2 separate regions of the Homo sapiens genome follow, and region 2 is linked to region 1. A link is an interaction called in ENCODE POLR2A ChIA-PET data of the cell type or tissue named here. Cell type or tissue: MCF 10A. All regions are shown on one strand. Region 1 has its middle 32 kb from the start of SCUBE3. Region 2 overlaps SCUBE3 (signal peptide, CUB domain and EGF like domain containing 3).

Region 1 (2,500 bases):
TTTTCACAATCAGATTCCATAGTCTTCCTTGAAAAGTGTTTTATTGTGGCGAAATATGTATAATATATATTCCGCCATTTTAACCATCTTTAAAGTATACAATTCGGTGGCATAATTACATTCACAGTGTGTGCAGCCATCACCATAATCTGTTTCCAAAACTCTTTCATCATCCCAAACAGAAACTCTATATCCATTAAGTAATGATTCCCCATTTCTTGGTAACCTCTAATCTACTTTCTATCTCTATGAATTTGCCTATTCTAGATATTTTATATAAGTGGAATCATACCATATATACACTTTTGTGTCTTCTTTCACTTAGCATAATGTTTTGAAGGTTCATCTGTGTGTTAGCATGGATCAGAACTTGATGCCTTTTTATGGCTGAAAAACATTCCCTTGTATGGATGTACCACATTTTATGTATCCATTCATCTGCTGATGAACATTTGGGTTGTGTCTACCTTTTGGCTGTTGTGAATAATGCTGCAGTAAGCACTGTTGTATGCTTATCTGTTTGACCCACAGACTTCTACTGAGGACTTGCTGTGTGTCATGAGCTGAGATAGGTACTCACCCATCCACTAGTAAAATGTCATGTGAATGAAGTGGCATTATTATCCCCACGCTACAGATGAGGAAACGGAGGCTCAGAGAAGCCAAGGAACTTTCCTAGAGACATGGGGCTGATCTAAGAGGCTGAGGCCATGGCTCAAATCAAGACCTTTTGACCTCAAGTCCCTTATTCTTTCCATTACTCCCGTTTCTCTCTTGCAACCCTGGTCATGGAGGAAGTTAGAAGATTTTGGTTTACGACCTAGTTCTTGCTTTAGTTCCATGTAGAAAAATCTTTCCCTTGGAGCCACTAAACCTGGACTTGGACTTTCTGGAAGCATTTTCCTCTCTCCTGGCAAACAGCCCAGGACTAGGGAACAAGAGACACGTCTTGGCCCTCTTGACTCAGCCCTTAAACTAGTGCTCTAATTTGGTTGTTGTTTTTTTTAAGCTACAAAGTTATGCCATACTCCTGCCCTCCTGCCACCAGCCTCCTGAGTGGCCCAGAGCTCAGGTTACATTTCTTAGTTTCTCTTTTGGTACAAAAAAACAAAACAAAACAAAAAAACAGAATTTCTGAGACCTAATTGGATTTTTACTCAGGGACACAGAGAGAACCACTGGACCCAAAGCATCCTCTTTCTCTTCCCTGTCACAATGTTTTGCTGAAAGACACCTACTGTGTGCGGGGTCGCCTGCAGTTTTGCTCTGGGAAGTGGTCACATGTGTGATACAGTCCCTGCCCTCAGGGCCTCCCTGTCGGGCTGAGGAGGCTGGACACAGCTATGGAAGCCTAATGATCAAGCCCATCAAGCAAGTGGGGTTCTAACAGTACAGGAAGGCTGCACAGGGTTCTCGAGGGAGGGTGTGGCTGTGGAGCCCAGAGTTCAGCATGATGTTCCCTGGCAACTTCTGCCGAAGGCCCTTGTGATTCACCATGCAAATGTTTCTTGAGCGCTGGCAACGTGCCAGGCTCCTTGCTGGGCCCCAAGGAGGGAGCCACAAACACGGACAAATTCCAGGACCTGCTGGAGCTGTTCTCGGGCTCTAACGTGAGGCAAAACTGTGCACAAATCCTGGGGCACTCTGGACACTGAGCTCCGGACCCCGTGCAGGCGGTAGTCGCCTCTGCGCGGAGTAGGAGCTTTGTGGGCCTCCCACCCAGCATCAGGAGAATCAGGGCCCACGTGGCGGGCGAGGGATCTGCGACGCAGCCACCGGGCGCCCAGCTGGGGTCCCCAACCCCACCCCCAGCCTCGCTGTCCCGCTGTCCTCGCGCCGCGTCGCCTCCCCAGGCTGACAATGCGCCTTTCAGGGGCCTCCGCCCCCGCTGGAAAACCCCCGCGCGGTCTGTCTCCCGGGCGGCGGGCGTCTGCTTTCCTCGAGGTGAGGGATTCCGCGCCCCCGACGAGGTGCAGCTGCAAAGCGCCCGCAGGCGCCGGCCAAGCCGGGCCTGTCTGTGACTCACCGCCCGGAGCGCGAGTCTCCGGCCCGCGGACCCCAGGGGACCCCGGGGGCCCGCACCTCCTCCCCAGCTCGGGTCCAACACACTTTTAGAAGTTGCATAAATACATACATTCCATATCATATATACATATATATAATTCATATATATATATATATATATATATATATATATATATTTTTTTTTTTTTTTTTTTTTTTTTTTTTTTGAGACGGAGTCTCGCTCTGTCGCCAGGCTGGAGTGCAGTGGCGTATCTCGGCTCACTGCAACCTCCGCCTCCCGGGTTCCAGCAATTCTCCTGCCTCAGCCTCCCAAGTAGCTGGGACTACAGGCGCACGCCACCACGCCCAGCTAATTTTTGTAGTTTTAGTAGAGACGGAGTTTCACCATGTTGGCCAGGATGGTCTCGATCTCTTGACCATATCACACATATTTTTAAAGTCTGTTCTCTTTTCGTTTCCTTTCCTTTTTTCTTGA
Region 2 (2,500 bases), 53 kb after region 1:
GGGGAAATGCATCTGCTTAGGCCTGACCAGAGGCCCTTGGTTGACTAGTGTGATAACAGAGGAATTATCAAAGCCCAGTGTCCCCACTCTGCAACTGAGGGTGGGACAGAGTGCTCCTTCCTGGAACAACCATCCCTGAACTGACTGACAGATGGGGTTTCCTGGCTCCAGGTATCTTTTTCCTCTTTATTCCTTCTCTCCTCACTCTCCTCCTGCAACTCCCCTTTCTACTCACCTCACCTTACCCCCCATTTCCTTCTCTCTCCTCCAGATGCCAGTGGTACTCCCTCTCAGCTCCACCAGCAACCCTGTTTCTTCCTCACCAACTCCAGCCTTCCATCTCTTACCTTGATTTGAGGTCCTCTTAATACCTGGATCCCTCTTCCTGAATTCTTAGGCCTTATCTCACATATTTTCAGGTACCCTAGATGAGTTTAATTCCTTAAAGTTAATTCCTAATTCCTTTAGCCTTTAGGTCTTTAGTGCTGAGAAGGATGATGGAACAAGGTTTCCCCTTGGAGAAGGGGGAAATGAAAGGAAGAGGTTTGGCTGAGAGAGAGGCTGTGTCTTTAGCCAGGCAGGGCATGAGCTTGCTGTGTGGGCATAGGTGTTTATGAATGACTGTCCATCTGGTGGGCTGTGGCATGCTGAGGATGGGGGTGTGTGAATCCAGTCACTGTGTATGAAGTTATGTATATCAGAGACATGACATTAACTGAGGAACTAGACTTTCCAGGGACCTGTCCCTTTCACTGCAGGAATAGGAACTGGAGAGCAGATGATGCTCTTACAGGGCTCCCTCAGGCACTTGCTCCAGAGACTGGCACATCCATTTCTAAAGTCCCTATATAATTAAAATCTCCCCTGCCACGTTTCCCTCTGAATTAACTCTTCAAAGACCCCAGAACATTTTTAGGCTCTTCTCATTGCCTTCTTTGGGCTGGTGTGTTTCAGCTCCTTTCATTTTTTACTCATAGGTCTAATTATTTTGCTTTTCAAAGCTCTCACCACCTCCTGGACACATTCACACATCCCCAGTCTCTCAAAAGAAATTGTTTGCAGTGCCCAAAGAAAAGATGCATGAGTCAGGGGCCAGGGATGTGAAGGTCTGATCCCTCTCTGATTTATTTCTGTTCAAAGTTCCAGACATGGTTGCTTCTGAAAACACCCTTACTGAGCTTGGGCTCTTCTCTAACTCAAGACCTGTTCCACCACTGGGCTGTGGCCAAATGAGGCAGAAAAGGCCAAATGAGGCAGAAAAGACCAAATGAGGCTATTCTGGGGTTTACAGCTATATTCTTTCCTAGTTCCTCTTCCTCTTCTCCAATAGAACTTATTTTACCTTGCCATATATCTAATTTTTCTGGCCATCCCTGGTAAGAGGAAACATCATTGCCTGGGGCCGTCAGGACATTCAGATTCGGTGGGAAGACTGAGAAGGCAGTATAGTTTAGCAGAAAGGGCGGCACCCTTTGGGATTTGGGATTTTGTGGTTAGTAAGACTTGAGGGTGCATCCCAGCTTAGGCTTGAGCATGCTCTGTGGTACTGGGCACATGGTTGGTTGCCCTTTCTGAGACTGTTTCAGTTTTTCAGTCACTTGCGGGGAGCTTGGCATCTTTGGGGATACCACCAGACAGGATAAGGATGAGGAGTGAAGCTGTCATAAGGGTCCCAGGGCTCATCATTTGGGGCTACTGGTTTGGGCTGGCAGTGGGGAGGAGAGGGTGGGGAGGGGTCCGGGGCCAGAGGGCCACAGTGGCTTCTGCCCAGCACCTAAACAGCTTTTTTACAATGTCAAACAGGGGAAAGGCGGCTAGAGCAGCACATCCCCACTCAAGCCGTTTCTAATGGTAAATATGTCTGCTCTCTCCGCTTGCTCTCACTGGCTTGCTAGGGGAAGGGCTAACCCGCTGGGGCTCCCACTAACTGCATGCCCACTGGGCCCAGCCTGACTGGGCCCCAACTTGCCAGCAGGGCTATCCTGGCAGCCAGGGCACTGGGCCCATTGGGTGACAAGAAACCTGAGTCCCTAAGAGCTGGCCCGGGAGCTTTCATGTTGGTCTCGTCTTTGTTCCTGTCACTCTCCTTCTGCCCTTCCTCTTCTGCTGTCTCCTCCCACACCCACCTTCTAACACCCCACCCCACTCCCAGCCATCTGCTCCCCACCCCCCTCTACCCAGCCAGCCTCATCTTCCCTGTCATGCCCACTGTGCCACCTGAGATAGGGGTGCGATAGGATTAGATGCCATCCCCTCCTTGGGGCTTCTTTCTTGGGTTCTTACCCACATTAGTTCACAGTCCCAGCATCACTCACCATTCTCTCCTACCGTAATGGCTAAGAGCATGGCATGTGTGTTCAGGCAGACCTGAGTTTGAATCCTGGCTCTGTTACTTTCTAACTGTATGACCTTAGGCAAGCTACTTTCCTCTCTGATCCTCAGTTTACTTTTCTATAAAATAACAGTCCTTCCTTAGGGTTGTAATGCTTGAGATAGTGCA

What was found. ChIA-PET counts read pairs that join two places held together with the same protein. Peaks named below come from ENCODE experiments on the same cell type or tissue, not always from the same donor. Only the 100,000 strongest peaks of a DNase experiment are listed, where the experiment ranks them.
Region 2: POLR2A ChIA-PET joins it to region 1 with 6 read pairs; 4 of 35 experiments call an interaction of 5 or more read pairs at or near these places.

What each region holds. Positions count from the first base shown.
Region 1 is chr6:35,180,536-35,183,035 of GRCh38, forward strand. No RefSeq gene overlaps it. Among named protein-coding and RNA genes, the nearest start is that of SCUBE3, 32 kb to the right of the region's middle. In MCF 10A, no CTCF peak of the experiment used is centred here; DNase peaks (open chromatin) are centred at 946 and 1,496.
Region 2 is chr6:35,233,643-35,236,142 of GRCh38, forward strand. All of the region lies in intron 6 of SCUBE3 (signal peptide, CUB domain and EGF like domain containing 3), which reads left to right. The region is part of intron 3 of SCUBE3-AS1 (SCUBE3 antisense RNA 1); the gene reads right to left. Among named protein-coding and RNA genes, the nearest start is that of SCUBE3, 21 kb to the left of the region's middle. In MCF 10A, no CTCF peak of the experiment used is centred here; no DNase peak of the experiment used is centred here.